2 separate regions of the Mus musculus genome follow, and region 1 is linked to region 2. The links are chromatin loops, found by intact Hi-C in ENCODE. Cell type or tissue: left cerebral cortex. All regions are shown on one strand.

The links. Hi-C counts contacts between places; a loop is a spot of excess contacts. Peaks named below come from ENCODE experiments on the same cell type or tissue, not always from the same donor. Only the 100,000 strongest peaks of a DNase experiment are listed, where the experiment ranks them.
Region 1: it touches region 2 in a loop (2.5-fold over the local background); 2 of 42 quality-filtered maps call a loop at or near these places.

What each region holds. Positions count from the first base shown.
Region 1 is chr11:107,792,038-107,800,037 of GRCm38, forward strand. Cacng4 (calcium channel, voltage-dependent, gamma subunit 4) reads right to left here and starts at 2,669. Exons shown (of 4, transcript NM_019431.4): 1 at 2,208-2,669. The coding sequence starts at 2,427. It overlaps Gm11650 (predicted gene 11650), which reads left to right and starts at 1,835. Exons shown (of 2, transcript NR_165828.1): 1 at 1,835-1,928; 2 at 2,901-3,816. In left cerebral cortex, a CTCF peak has its summit at 3,814; DNase peaks (open chromatin) are centred at 291, 1,889, 2,289, 2,848 and 2 more places; H3K4me3 peaks cover 1,983 bases.
Region 2 is chr11:107,626,026-107,634,025 of GRCm38, forward strand. It overlaps Helz (helicase with zinc finger domain), which reads left to right. Exons shown (of 33, transcript NM_001368755.1): 16 at 510-689; 17 at 1,328-1,429; 18 at 6,147-6,325. Among named protein-coding and RNA genes, the nearest start is that of Mir6932, 7.7 kb to the right of the region's middle. In left cerebral cortex, a CTCF peak has its summit at 3,649 (motif pointing right); a DNase peak (open chromatin) is centred at 3,654.

The sequences.
Region 1 (8,000 bases), 170 kb after region 2:
TCAGTGGCTCTGGGAGCTGTCTGCCTCCTTGCTGTGTTATGAGAAAAGCTGGCAGTTCCCGCCCAGTTATGGATCTGAGCATTGGACAAAGAATCTTGAACCAACTCTCACAGCCTTGAGTCTCGGGGGGATGCTCTGGTCCTGGTACACCCAGTAGGTACAGCCTGCTCATTCCTCAGAACCCCCCAAGCTTTGGGGAATAACAGAGGCAGCCCAGTTCTTTCCGTGAAGTCCCCCAGATGGCTCCCTCTGCCAGGCGAGCCAGCTGCCCTGATCAGCCCGGGGCTCTCTTGATGAACAGTGAGTTCAAACGGCTCGAGGCAGCTGGCAAGATGCTAAGTGCAGCATCAATCCTAATTAGGATGAGGGATTAATAAAGAAGGCATTGGAGTCACCATGCAGGCCAGGCTTGCCTGCGCTCAAGTTTCCCTTGGGAAACGGGAAGGTCCAAGCTCCGTGGGTTTCTTGGGATGGGGGTGGGAGGTGGCATCCAGTGGAGCCTGTGAGGCAGAACTCACACAGCTCTGCAGCCCTTGCTCTCTAACTCAGGTGCGGTGGCAGGTAGTGACGTGGGTACATTCTCCAGATGAGAAGTGTAGGTGTTCACGATCTGAGCAACTGCATGCCCAAAAATTATGTTTTTTTTTCAGAAGAAAAGGGGGGTGTCATCGTGGGCCCACCACTTCCTTTGTGAGGCGTTCTTTCCCCCTTAACTATTGATCTCACAACTCTGTCATCTACAAACCGCTCAGAGCTAGCATAAAACTCCAAAGTGCAGAAGCAGTCCTGATCTGGACTCGGAATTGGAGGACAGAGATGGACAGGAGCCCAGGGTCTGGCGGGGACAGTGGGGGGGGGGGTATCACTAAGTCAAACCTCACAATGCCTCCTTTCATATGATTCAAAACGCGTCCAGGAAGGGCTATCTTTCTAAGAGCTGGCCCTCCTGTGGCATCCCACCACACTTAAGTAGCTGAAGGGAGGAGAGGAGGGAAGAATTTCCTCAATTTCCCAGGGGCGGAGTGCACACGAGAAATGGTGACGGAAAGAAAGTCGAAACACTACGCAAGGATTTTTGAGAAATTAAAGCAATGATCGCCAGTTCCCCTGATCTGTCCCCAGTGTCAGAGACCAACCAGCCGATCTGACTACAACCTGGCAGAACCAGACCGCCCCTCCGTAGACACCTGTTAGTTCGAGTTTCCGTTGGGCATGAGGGCGCCAGGAGGGCTAAGAAGCCTAATGCATTTCCGGCGTCGGAGGTTTCTGCCTCGCGCTCCTAGAAGCTGTCCCCACAGTCCAAGGGACTCAATCCCTATCTCTAGATGCATTTCAACCGAAGCACACCTCTCAAGTCTCTGTATACTAGGGGGGTCACAGAGCCCCGCCCTGCCCTAACAGCGACCACGCCCCTCCCAGCCCACTCTTGGTCCGCTGTTGACTCTCCTCTCCCCAGTTTGGTTCCTACGGAGGTCTCTTGCCGACTTCGTGCTGAGGGGCAGTGACCCAGGGCTTGCTGCCTCAGTTACGGGAGACGCGGCGCGGTTCCCCTCTTGTACCCATCGCGCAGAGAGGAGTGAGTCTGTGGTGTCAGGGATCAAGAGAAGGCCGGCCGGCTGGAGCTACCTGGCTCCCCCAGAACCGCTTGGGGCCCAACCTGTACCCCGCCCTTACCCTCTCAGTTGGGGGCTTGGAGTGAGCGCCTAGCTGCCCCGGGGCTCCCCGCCCCCGGCCGGCCCCGCCCCAGGATGGCCAGTTCCCATAGCAATCGCACAGACACCGGTTGCCAAGCAACCCCTCCCCCTCCTCCCGCGTCCGCTTTCCCCCCAACCCTAGACTCCTCCCGCCCCCACGCCAGCCTCCACCTCCCCCAGGGGCGCCGGCGAGGCCCCTGGGGATCGCTCCGCTCTCGGGTTGCGCGCGCGTGCGTGAGTTTCTGTGTGTTTCATTGTGTCTGTGCGCGAGGGGGTGTGCGCGTGCGAGCCGAGAGTTTGTGGGATCGGTGTGTTGGGGAGGTCCCCAGCCTAGAGGGACCCGAGGCTGCTGCGCCCGTGTCCACTCGGGAACCCACCCTCCCAGCTTTAGGTTCTTTGTGTCTCGCGTGGAGCCAGCGCCGCGCCCACCCCTCCCCCGGCCCACTCCCCGGGGCAATGTGTGCGTGTGCATGTGTGCGTGTTATGTGTGTGCGTTGGGGGTAGGGGTCCTACCTTCGATGCAACACACCCGCCACAGTCCCGAATGGGTGAGGTCGCCGCGAGCGCGGCGGGGCGGGGGCCCGTCGTCCATGGTCAGGTTGGTGCCGTTGCAGATGTGCGCGCTGGAGTACAGCCAGTAGTCGGTGCCGATGGCGATGGCCATGAGCGAGAAGGCGGCGAAGGCTCCGGCCGTGGTCAGCAGCATCTGCAGCCCGCGGTCGCATCGCACCATGGTGGGCGCCTCATAGTCCGCCGCCCGCCGGCCCGGCCCGCCGCGCCCGCCCGCCCTCCTCCCTCGGCGCGCGGCTCCGGGGGCTCCAGGGGCTGGGGGGCCGAGGGCCGGGGGGCGGCGCCGCGCTGCGCGCTCCGACCCCGCGCCCCGGGCGTGCCTGCGCTCCGGCTGCGCGGGGCTCAAACTCCGAGGCGCGGCGGCGAGTGAGGGCTGCGCGGGCTACGCGGGCCGCCGGGCGGGCTGGCGGCGGCGGCAGCGGCGGCGGTGGCGGCCGGGGGCTCCTCCCTCTCGGCCCGCCCTCCCCTCCGCTCTTGGCCCGCGCCCTCCGCGCCTCCACCCACCGCCCGCCGCCCGGCGCGCTCTCTCGGCGCCGCCCCTCCGCCTCTGGCCCCGCGCTCGCTCTCCCACGGCCGGGATTTTCCCTCCCCTCTCTCCCCTCCCTGCGCTCACGCGCGCTCTCTTTTCTCTCCCAGGCTTCATTCACATTATCAGAGCGAAGGAAGCCGAGGGAAAGAAAGATTGGTTCCCTGGAAGGACCCCGGGGAAGCTGCGTCTCCAGTCACCTCTCTTTCCAACCCGGGACAGCCAGGATCTCCTTAGTCCCCAGGATTCTGTATCCCATTCTGTGGGATGGAGATTGCGTCCCCTTTCCTTCTTTCCCCACGGCCTTATGGCTGTACCTGGTTATGAAGGTCTAGGCAGGGATGTACTGTGAGACTCCTCGCGTTTCCAAAGGGCCCAGATGTGGGTCACAGACGGGAGACATTCTTTATGGGCCAAGCCAGATGAAGATCACCTCCATTTCAACCGAAGCAAGCCAAGGGGTTCTAGCAGGCACTGGGGAGCTCTGGACTTCTTCGAAGGGGGACTGAGGATGTGACACACTACAGTCACACTTCTGATAGTCCATTGCTGATAGAGGCAGGAACACCAGCAACTACATTGTAGCCTCCAGCTGTTTCTTCTCCCTGTCCTTCTCTGAACCTTTACTTTTTCTCCGGTTGGCTCTTCCTCAGCCTAACCGGCTCTTCCTCACCTCCCCTTAACCTTGTCAGACTCTGCCTCGGGGCCTCTGGCCTCTTCCCTTAATTGCTTTTGGTGCTGGCAGGGTCCCAAGCTGGATACACTCCGAGCTCCTTGGAGCCAGGCTCCTTCCTTGCCACCCAGTTCCCCTCCTCCCCTGCAGGAGGCCTGAAACCCACGGGGGGGGGGGGAACTCAGGCCATTTCTTACACCCTTGTCCCTGTTGCATCCTCGAGGGTTGTTCTGTGGGCTGCTGTTCTGACCCCCTGGGATTGAAAGAGACACATGGAAAGCTGCTGCCCTTGCAATTTTACCTCCCGGGCCACTTTCCCAGCTTTCCTCAGAGAAAATAAATGAATGACCCCAGCCTCAGAGCACTCACTGTTCTTCCTCTCTGGAGAGTGTGAGCTCCCCCCTCGTATATAGCCGTGTGTGGTAGCAATGTGCAAATGTTTGCCCTGGGAAAAATTATCTTTTGCTGGGAGAAGGGAATATAAACAAATAGAAAAAAAAAACCAGAATAATAAAATGTGAGGGCCAGGCTGACTAGCCCAATCAGCGTTGCTGGCCTTTTCCTCTGCCTTTGGGGGGTGTCTGTTCTGCTTTCCAAAGTTTCAAAGGACGAGAGTTATTGCTTTTCTTCCCTTAAAAAAAATCACTGTCATCTAGGGCTGTATTGTCTACCCAGCAGGTGCCTGATATCCGGCTGAATGGACCAGAAGGCATGTGATGGTTTCTCCTGTTTCAGGGCAAGGCTGCTCACCTCTGTCTCCAGGAGCCTCCAAGATGAACTCAAGGTTCTGTGCTCTGAGAGATTTTTGATTTTTGGGGGGGGAGTCAGCCAGTCTTTGTTTCAGAGGTAATCCTTAACAGTGGGCCAACACAAACAAACCTGGTGTCCTGACTGCTGAGGAAATGAGGTGGAACACGCCGCGCCCCGACCCCCTCCCACCCCCCTTCCCACCCCCCCCACCCCCCCACACCTCGCAGCTGGAAGCTCCTCTGTGCTCCTCAGAGTTCCATGAAGCAAGGTGTGAAAACCCACATCCGGGTTAGCCAGGTGCTGGGTTACACAGAAACATCCTCTGGCCTGCACTAGTTAGAGCTTTCTCCTAGGATCTTGGAAGAAACCAATGCAGTAACCTAATTCATCTTCCAGGGGGTGGGTGGGGAGTAGATTTCCCCTCATGCCTTCTTAGGTAACTGTGAGATAATATCCAAGCAAGCAACCCCGAGTCACACAGGAGGTAGGACAGACGTCTTCAGCTCTAGGAAGCAAGTTGGACCAGCTTTTGTACTGTACCCACAGAGGGGCTTGGAGTGTCTTGGAGAGATCTAGAGATGGGACCTGGGCTTAAGATCATTACCACCTTGGTAGTGAACAGCTTGATTTGGACAAGCCATGACTACCTGGGAGGGAGATTCTTCTCTGGTATGCCTTTCAGATTTGCTTTGCAGGTCTCAGCCTTGGACACACATGCGCTGGACAGTTATTTGTGAATTAGTGGCAAATGCCACTTCTCTCTTGGAGACAGAGATTAGGATGCACTCTGGGCACATAGAGGGCATTCTGTGAGTTCTCACTATTGCCCCTCCACACCTCAAAACACCTGGATATGAGTCAAGGTGAAGAGAAGAAGTGGAGAAGCTTGCTGAAGTGGAGAAGCTTGCTGAAGCTTTCACCCTAGGTCAGATTGCAGCTCCGCTCCTGGAGACTGTTGTTATTTCCTGTTCTTTTGAGAGGACCCTGATGGGGGCTTGCTGGTTTGCCTATCTGTTGGTGATCACCCAACCTGCAGCCACACTTGGACCTGAGCTTATGTGGGTGTAGACTGTGGAGTCAAATAAGGACTTGACCGCCGGCAAAGAAGCTGGAGCAAACTCAGGGCTGTCTGAGGCCGTTCATCATGCCTGGGTGAGCACAATTGAAATCTGGAAATTTCTGCTCAGCTAGATTCAAGACTTCTAAATGGCTGAGTTTTGCTGCCTAGGGACCCTAGAGTTTGCAGTGTCCCCTGGGTTGCTTCCAGACCTGGGAGAAGGATGCATCCAACCCTTGCTTGGGAGAAGATTGTGGACTAGCGTTATTCTAGAGAGATAGGGCACTTGGTGTTTCTTCCAGGGAGCCACCTAGGACAAAGTGTATAGTGACTACATATTTTATTGCCACCCTGTATGGCCAAAGAGGTGGGGCGTGAGACCGTCAGTTAAAGCCATTCTCCAAAACCATTTCCCTCCCAATTCCGAGGGGTTCTTTCCTCATTGGTTCTTTCTGGTAATTGCTTCAAATCTTCACTTTCCACAAGCTGTGAAGATGGAACCATCATGAGTGAAATTCTCACAGTCTCAGATCCAAGGATCAGCGAGCGGCCATGCCAGGCAGTTAGCGAGGAGGGAGAGGAATACAGGACTAGGCTGCTCGTGCTCCATAATACGCGTGTCAGAGCACGAATGCCAAGGTAACTGGCCTGGCAGAGCAGGGCTACCTCTGCAGCTGGAGGAGGAGAGGCCCCACCACCCACCAGGGATGCAGACACCGTGGGTGGTGTCTCCGAAAGCCTTTATTAAGGGCTTTGTTTCCCTTTGTCCTCCTGAAAGAAGGACCTTTCCGTGGCAATGTTTTGTGATATCTCATTTCTCTGCTCAAAGGCAGATGGTTGTGCTGATTTCAGGAGGCTTATCTGAGGGGAGATTGGTGAGGGAGCCTGGGCAGCATCCCAGGCACCTAGACAGAAAGAATGATTTTGAGTTTTTATAGGCAAAGGTTAGGGACGAGTCTCAGAATGTCCCAGGGCTTGACTGGGGGTGGAGAAGGCTTAACTACGTGGAGGCTGCTTAGCATCCAGAAGAATGGCCCCCTCCATCAGATTATGCAAAGTTGCAAAAAAAAAAAATGACTTTCTATTCTTCCTTATTTCAGAAGGTTCCTCTGAGGGAAAGCACAGACCAGAAAACACCGCTTGGCTTTGTAGATTCAAGTTTATTCCATTTCATTTGCTTATCTCTGAGATCCCATTTGAGCTGGATACACACAGCTTTCCTATTCAGCTCCAGCTGAATAAGATAGAAGCCTCAGAGGCGGGCCCCTGGCAGTGCAGAGGGAAGGGAGGTGATATTTGGGTGGGTGTCTTTGGGGATCTTTGTGGCCTCCTATAAGTTCACCCGAGAAGGGAGAATGTCTTTATCCGCGTTCTGTAAACAATGTCTATGTGGATAAACATTAACTCTGGAGGCAGGATCTGGACATAGCTCTCTCTAGAGCATAGTCAGGCTCTGGTAATTAACATTGCACTCCACTTCTCAGAGGATGCTGAGGCCACTCTGCTTACTCTGGTCCCTTCTCCACTCCTCCTATACATTTAGATGAAATCAAATTCAAGTCAGTATCAAAGTCACATGGGGTGGATTGTAGGACTTGATTGATTCCCTCCTCTTACTTCAGAGGGGGCAGAGGTTGAGGGCAAGTGCTCAAAGCCACCGGTCTTAGCTCACCTTCCCCTCTTCTCCAGGACCTTCCCTAGGTGCTAGCTGGAGCAGAAAGCAGAAGATCAGCTCTGTAATATAAGAGCCCTTTGGCTCCCCCCCCCCCCCCACGCCAGACAATGCTGGCCTCTGGCTGCTGCTGTCTCCTGGGCATTGTCCGTGGGAGGAGAACCCAGCACATCGCTGTCGGTGTTAAATAGTGAACCAGTGAGCTGTGAGCGAAGCCCGCGTGGGCTCAAAAGGAATCACATCAGGGGCTGCGTTGAGTGAGCTCCCTAGCAAGAGACTGTTCTGGTACCAGCCCCCGCTGATGAGCATATTGATATGAAGGGCCATCTTGGCCAAAGCTTCCAGCCCAGCACGCTGGAGGAGAGATGGTTATTCTGAGAACATTCTTTTCAAAACACTCAACAGGACAAACAGGCCAGAGTTGCCTTTGTCCTCAGCTAGCCTCTGAATCTGAGCTGACTCTTAAAGGTGGAGACAACTCCAAGGAAAAATGGGTAGGCACTGAGAGACAGGAAGCCTTTGAACACCGGGCATGAGCAGCAGGTGGGGAGGGCAGCCGGTGAAGGCACACTCTTCAGCTAACGCGCGTCGTTGGTGCTTTTACAGAGCACAGCTTTAATTCCTAAAATATAACAGCCCTGTGAAGGAGTTGGGAGAGAGGGCAGCGCAAGACTCTGCTGCCAAGTACCAGCTGCAAGTGAAAGGTTGGCTCTGGGGGAAGGTCCGGTCCCTTAGCCTCCTGAACCCTCCCTCCCTTTTCATCCCTGCCCCCCACCAGCTCTCAGCTGCCTGCTGGGAGCTGGAGGTGGGATGCTCTTAGCCCTTTCAGGGCCATCTTGCTGTAGAGTGGGAGGGCTCGCTTTATGCTACAGGCGGCTTTCTGCATCGCCCATGTCTGTAGGCAGAATGCTTGCACTCTCCCCCCCTCCGCCTGCTGTTCCCGCCCACTCGGTCATTGAGAAAGCCCCATGTCTCCCATGCTTCTCCCAGACCCTTTGAGAAAGAGGAAAAGGAAAGTCACCCAACTCAGGCTAAACTGGGGTTCTAGTCATTGCTTT
Region 2 (8,000 bases):
AGCAGGAGCCCTGTGGAGGCTCTGTGTGTGGGCTACTCGAAAATACTCTGTCTGGTTTGATACCTTTTATAAACCTCTGCTTAATCAATCAAGATTTATAAAACTTTGATATTTCTCAACTAGGGAGATACAGATGTTTTTTTCCCTTCCTTTGTGATCTAAGCCTGTCTGGAGACCTTTCAGTAAGTTAGCAGTAGAGACTTAGTTGGTTTTGTATTCTATTTGCTGTGGAGGGAATGGCAGCTTCCTCACTTTGGGAAATAGTTTTCTGCATTTTCGAAATATCACCAGCAAATAGACTACAAAAGTTTGATTTCTTTAGATTAGAATCTAACTCGGGTTAGTTTTGATTTCATGGCAGAACACCTTCCTTTGACTCTGATTTATCTGGAAAGGTTTGGGAGTAAGCGTTGGTTATTGTCGATGCTGTGCACTCAGGGCGAGTTAGTGTCGTGAAGCCGACACCGCTGAGATGTGTGTTTAAAACAGCAGGTTTGTATTTTCTACAGACAGTGGGACGAGCAGTTGGATCCTCGGCTAAATGCAAAGCAGAAAGAAGCTGTTCTGGCCATCACCACTCCACTCTCCATCCAGCTGCCGCCTGTCCTCATCATTGGACCCTACGGGACGGGCAAAACCTTCACTCTGGCTCAGGCGGCCAAGCACATACTGCAGCAGCAGGAGACCAGGTGAGCCGAGGGAGGCATGCCCTGTCTCTTCACCAGGCAGAGCCTCTCTCCTTGCTTTAGAGAGAGAATGAGGGCAGTGAGACAGTTTTCATCCTCTTCCTAGCCTCAAAGCGATGAAGTTTGTATTCTCTTAGAACATGCTGTTGTAAAAGTTGGCAGGCAGTGTAAACTGGGCATAACGGCTTGTGCCTTTAATCCCAGCACTTGGGAGGCAGAGCCAGCTGGATCTCTGAGCTCAAGGCTAGCCTGGTCTATAGTGGGCAGCCAGGGCTACACAGAGAAACCCTGACTCAAAAACACCCCCTTCCCCCCCACCCCCCACTCCCCAAATAACAAGAACAAGTTGACAGTGTAGACACGGTAGTTTGACATAGCTGTTATACATTATGGGTATATTAAAAGTCTAAGGGCTGGGTTTAAAAATCCTTACTATGGACTGTGGATAGATTTAAAGATTATTTGGGGGAGCTACTCTTTAGCTTAGAGTAACATAACTCCCAAAGGCACCATGGGTCCTGTTGAATGTGAGCGGGGCGCGGGAAATGGACGTGTAAGATGGCCACTGCTCTCTTGGTGTTGAACTGCCTGACTAGCTTCTGTTGTGTCATTCTTTTTATTTGCACCATTTATTTCAGCAGGATTCTCATTTGCACCCATTCTAATAGTGCTGCTGACCTCTACATAAAGGATTATTTACATCCATATGTAGAAGCAGGCAATCCCCAGGCAAGACCTCTCAGGTATTTCTAAGGCTTATTATGTATCTGTATTGTACTGTGTTGTTCTTAAGAAAAGGTGTCTGTAAAGATGGCGGGGCTCTGGGAGCATCAACTCTGCATTGGCATTTGGAGGTTATGTCATTGGAAAAAAATCTTTTAAATTAAGGCAAAAAATGTAAAAATTGTGTACCATTTCTGAAACATTATGTATACAGAAAGACATCTTTTTTTAAGTTTCTCATGTAAAACTGTTGTTATGGTTGGAGTAGATTTTGGTATGTACATCTAAAAGATAGCATAAGAAAAGTGGTTAAAGAAAATTGATTAGCTTAAATCAAATTGAGTTTGATTAAAATTCTGGCACATTGTGTACAGCAGAGTAGTCATGTGATGACAGCTCTTAATGGGAGTGAAATGTTAACTGTGGTTGTTTGCGGAAGCCGCACGTTAGAGAAGCATGACGCATGGAAACGATCTCTGCGGCACTCCGAGGACGGGTTCCAGGCTTCTTGCTGCCACGTACAAGACAGGGTTTCAAAGGACATTTTAGGTTCGGTGACTGTGAACACAAAATGCACTTATATACAGATTATGGGAAAATAAAAATCTTTTCCTTCAGAAAACACTGCAGAATCATATTATACCACTTACTTTTGTTATGTGAAATAATGTTTAGTTTTGCCATGTTATAAACTAATATATCATGGCCTATTGTACAAATGATTATTGATTATTGCTTTTTTTTATTAGGTATTTTCCTCATTTACGTTTCCAATGCTATCCCAAAAGTCCCCCATACCCTCCCCCCCAGCCCCCTACCCACCCACTCCCACTTTTTGGCCCTGGCGTTCCCCTGTACTGGGGCATATAAAGTTTGCAAGTCCAATGGGCCTCTCTTTCCAGTGATGGCCGACTAGGCCATCTTTTGATACATATGCAGCTAGAGACAAGAGCTCCGGGGTACTGGTTAGTTCAAAATGTTGTTCCACCTATAGGGTTGCAGTTCCCTTTAGCTCCTTGGGTATTTTCTCTAGCTTAATTATTGCTTAAAAATTAGTTTCTAGCTATACTTTGATCCATAATTTATTAACCTCTCACTTCTACTTGAGCCCAGGCATGGAAATAAGAAGTTATGCTATTCAGTTCTTCAATTCCTGGGACCACAGCCCCCTTTGAAAGTGTTTAGAGCAGTGGTGTAGCATGTTAACACAGACACCCATACTGTGTTGTCCTCTCGCTCTAGGACACAGCAGAAACCACCACAGTAGAAGATCCTGTTGCATGTAATAATAAAAGACCGTGCTTACTGTTCTCTGAGTGAAGATTTTACTGAAGGATGCAGTGACAGAAGGCTAAGGCCTCTAACCTCTGACCTCACAGAGGACAAGGAGGAGCTTTCGTTTTACCCTGCCTGTTCTCCCTAGTAGTATTTATTGGTAGATCAGGTGCGCTCGAGCATGGGTGTGTCTGTGCGTGTATGTGAATGTGTGTGTTGTGTGTGTGTGTGTGTTCATGTATGTGAGTGTGCATGTTGTATATGAAATGTGGTGGTCTCGGATGTCAAGGTGCTCCTGGCTTAGAAACAGTTGAGGGAAGCCCTTATGGACATAGCATGGGGTGTTTGATGTTTAAGAGTGTAGACTCTGTTAATTCTCTAGGTATTTCCATGTGGAATCATTTTGGGCTTTGAGGATCCACCATGATGCATCTGCATATATGTAATAGTAACTGATTTTCCAGTCGAGTGTAGTCAGACTGGCCCAAGTGCAGAAACCTGCCCCACCCGCAGCAGAGATTTCATTTCTTCTTGACTCTAAGAGTTGTTGAACCCAAGGTAGAAAAATAATTTATTTCCCAATGCAAGGCTCAGGCTATTTCATGCAGTACACAGGAGAACGGGGAAATGCCTAGCGCCCCGAGAGTTTGCTTTATGCAGCCCTGCACATCCACTGTGGCCTTCTCTCCGGGAAAGGTGCTACCCTGAAGCAGAGGCTGAGCGGTCGTCTTGAGTGTTTAGGCCTCACTCTAGCATTAGCTCAGGTTAACTGATAGTTTTCCTACTCAGTAATAACTGCGAGAGATTTGAGAGACAGAGAGGACAAGAATGAATCACTGCTCTGGAAGACCAGCTTTGTCTGAGGGTTTTGGAACCTCACAGCCTGTCTCTGCTAGGCAAGGGCTTGCTGCACCCCTCGCCAGGCAGGAAATCAGCTTTACTGGAATTCCAGAGACAGAACACAAGAGGGCACCAGATGTCCGCAGATGACTGAGAAGGAACACAGGCCTGTTGCTACGGAGCAAGGCTGACCACAGACTGGCTTCTTCCCTGCACTCTGGTATAGATGTGGCCCTGGGAGATAGTTGGAGCAGCCATTGAGTAACAATAGTAGTGAATAGGGCAGGCCCACTTGTTAGGGTTAAAAATCATGCAATTTCTTGTACTTGCCAATTGAGCTGAACCTAAAATATATGGCGTTTTTTGACATTTTAGGTTTGAGTTTCAGTTTTTATTTTATTTAGAATTGGGAGATTTGTACCCCTGTGCCTATACTACACATACACGCAAACCTCCTCTGTCCCCACATGCACAAACAAAAAGAAATAGAATTGAGTTGTTTTTGTAAGGCACATAAAAAGCTGGATGGGGGCCACAGGTGGCTGTGGTCTGCACTTGTGATGCCAGGCAGATGGACTATTGCCAATCTGACTGAGGCCAGCCTTGACTGGGTGAGGAGTTAGCAAGAGCTACAGTGAAAGTTTGTCTCGAAGTTATAAAACAGACAAATGAAAAGAAGGCAAAGCAAGGAGAAGAAGGAGGAGGAAAGCAGTTTTCTTTTTGTTAGTGGCTCTGAGGATAAGGTGTTCCGAGCAGTGCACGGGGCCGGCCATGCCGAGGAAGCCACCGCTGCTCCGCCAGTGAACAGCAGCTGCCGTTTGGGTAGTCTTTAAAGAAAAATTTGCTTAAAAAAAAGGGGGGGGTCATCAGTTCATTTGTAGTTGCTTATTGTATATGAATTTGTTACATGTATAAGACCCCAGTGAATTAAAATTATATATACTAGACCATATTTAAGGATTAGTTTAAGTCATGGAAATATGTAAATATTTTGTTTTGAGGAAATATGTAAATATGCTGTCACATGTATATTTATGTATGTCTTCTTTCCCCCCTGTGGTGCTGGGAACCCAGGGCTCTGAGCGTATTATATAAGCTTTACCCTGAGTTATATTTATATTCTCAGTTGTATATTTTGGATAATGAACTTAAAAGCATCATTTGCCACTGTTAATACTCTGATTTGAAAACGGCTACATTTGTTTTATTTCTTTCTCCACTTTTGTAAACACTACTGCCATTCGTGCAGTTTCCAAAGCCAGAGGCAGCCCTCAGGAGGGAGGGACAGTGGTCCAGTAGGGCGGATTGTTCTCTAGCCACTGTGTAGTGAGTTTGAGGCCAGCCTGGCTCAGACTCTGTTTCAAAACAAAACCAAATCATCCATTGCCTTAATCTTTACCACTAGTTCATTTATGAGTATATCTAGTTGCATTCTGTTAACATATCTAGTGAATCCAGTTTGTATATTTCTGCTGCTTCCCAAGCCACCCTCATCTCCTGTCTACCCTGGCACTAACCTGACATTGCTCCCTGCTGCTTCTGCTCCCTGCAGTCCCCTCTCCATCCCCGTCCCTCAGGACCGGGTTAGAATCTCCATGTATGAGATGATGAGGGTCCGTCATGAGCTCCTCTTTCCGTGTTCATGTCTGTTGGCACTGTGCAGACCCATTGACGTTGGCCACAGGGGTAGCCAGCACATGCCGGAAACCCTGCCCCCATCTGTTAAGTGTGCCGCCCTTAAACTCTGCCTAAGTAATTTCTGCCCAGAGATCAGAGAATTTAGTGACATGAGTCATTACAGCTGCCCTGTCCACTTGATGGCTTTTTATCAAACCCAAAGCAAAGCCAAGGCTGCTGTGGTTGCTCCCGAGCCCTGTGCACTCTGCCTGTGTGCTATAACATAGTCAGCAGCCAGTAGGTCTGTCATGTAGGTGGATGGGGATGGTGGAGGCTGGATGTATGGGTTGTAGCTGTCCATCAGAGTAGTCTATAGCTGAGGCCTGTTCATATTTTCTACTGTAGTTACTTGAAAAGATGACATGTCTTAAGATTTGCATTTAGAGTTTTTGATAAAGTTTATTCAAAAATTTACCTTCAGATTCCAGAAGCCAAGGCAGAGGCCTTTTAAATAATAATTTTAAGAACTTTTCTGAAGTAAAATTATTACAAACTGTTCTAAAGTAAAAATATTCTAAGCATGTAATTCCATGGTTTGTAGTAGCATAAATAATTAAAATCAGAGTCAAATACATTTTAGTAAGACTGTAATTGAAAAAGGTAATTTAAGAATGGAAGGTTTCAAACTTAATTTAAAACCATTGCTCATAAAACATATATTTGTGTGCTAATTCTGTTGCAAGATTAATCTGAATACTTAAAAAGTTAGGTATGTGGTGGCACCTATACTTAATGTTGAAATCTTGTAAAAATATGTGCCAGGGAAGGTCATCACGGGCGTATCGTGGCAGCTTTCTACTACAGCCTTAAACTCTGAGAGGGTTGGAATGATTATGGATGGGATTCATTTGTTAATTTTTGGCACTGTGCTCTTAAATGACAGTGTAGTGTTTTCATCTTCAGCGACTATGAACACTCTAACAGGAGGTGCCGTCTTCTCTCTAGGGTGTATTTCCGGAATCGCTGGGTGAAGACTGTCCACCCAGTCGTGCATCAGTACTGCTTGATCTCGAGCACACAGTCCACCTTTCAGATGCCCCAGAAGGAAGATATTCTTAAACATCGAGTGGTGGTGGTCACACTGAGCACTTCCCAGTACCTCTGCCAGCTGGACCTGGAACCTGGTATGCCCACTTGCCACAGGTGGCTGTCTCCCAGTGACAGGTTCCTGTGGGCCACATCTGGCCAGGTCTCTTTCATCGGAATGCAGCTTCCTGTGTCCTTTTATTAACTGGTTTCTTGTCTGCGGCTGCTTTTATGATGCAGGATCTTCTGCAGGGACAGAAGCTCTTTGGCCCTTGACTGAAAAACATTTGCCATTTCACCTGTTCTCTAGTTGGTATCTGTTCACTAGTGATCAGTTCAAATTTGGACAGTTGTGTGTGTGTGTGTGTGTGTGTGTGTGTGTGTGTGTGTGTGTGATTTTGTTGAGGTTTTTGCTAAGTTGCTTTTGAATCTTGTTTTTTTTTTTAAAGATTTATTTATTACATATAAGTACACTGTAGCTGTCTTCAGACACACCAGAAGAGGGCGTCAGATCTCGTTACAGATGGTTGTGAGCCACCATGTGGTTGCTGGGATTTGAACTCTGGACCTTCAGAAGAGCAGTCGGATGCTCTTACCCACTGAGCCATCTCACCAGCCCCCGCTTTTGAATCTTGTAATGTAGAAATAGCAATTATGGCACTTGATTAAGGTTCCTTATTTTTAAGGATTTATTTGTGTGTGTCTGTCTGTCTATGTGTCTTCATGCACACTTGAGCTAGAATGTGCCTGTCTACATGCACAAGTGAGTGTGCAAGTGTGTGTGTGGGGCGCGTGTGCATATGCCTGTGTCTGTGTGTCTCCATGCACAGATGACTCCATGCACACACACATGTGTGTGCCTGTGGAAGCCAGAGAGCCCTTTAGGTGCCTCTCCTGTCACTCTCTGACTATTCCTTTGAGGCAGAATCTTCCGTGTATCTGAGGTCATATTTTCTTGGCTAGGCTGGAAGCCAGTGAGCCCTAGTGATTTCCCTGGGCCTACAGGTATAGGTGGGATGCCCTGCTCATTGTGTGGGTGCTGCAACATGCTGTTAACAGAACTTAACATCATGCAGCAAGCACTCTTACATGCTAGGACTATGTAAAAATCACTCTTCATTTATTTAAACTTTTTATTTTTGTGGTTTTGAGATAGGGTCTTACTTTATAATTATAACTTATGCTTGCATTGAGCTTGCTATTAGCCCAGACTGGCCTTAAGCTCACACTCTTCCGAGTGCTGGGCTTCCCAGCGTGTGAGCCAGCATGCCCAGCTCAGTCTGATTTATATGAGCACACAGATGTAAGCTGGTGAGTTGAGTATGGTAGAACCTGAGCATGAGAAGACCGTCGAATGTCTTTAGCATGCTCTTCAGCAGGGCTGGCCCTGCTCTTCCTGTAATTGCCAACTGCTCATGACTTTCCCATCTCCTGTTGGAATTGCCTTTAAAGCCACTGACACGCTCTACTGCAGGTCTGAGTCCTGGAAGGCACAGGCCAGTCCCTGGCACCTGGCCCAGGGCATAGACACCTGGAGCACCCTCCCCACCCCCACCCAATTTAAGATAAAAGGTTACATTTATCTTAAATGAAGGTATTGGCAGCTAACTTTTTCTTTTCCTTATTGAGGCCAGGTTTAATGGTAAAAAGACTTTGGAATTGATAAGGGTGGTGACTAGCCTGGGTACAAAGGAAGGCCCCCATTGGATGAGACTTTCTCTGCCTGCCTGTAGCTCTTGGTTGGCCGTGAGGCAATCCAAGGATGTGTTTCAG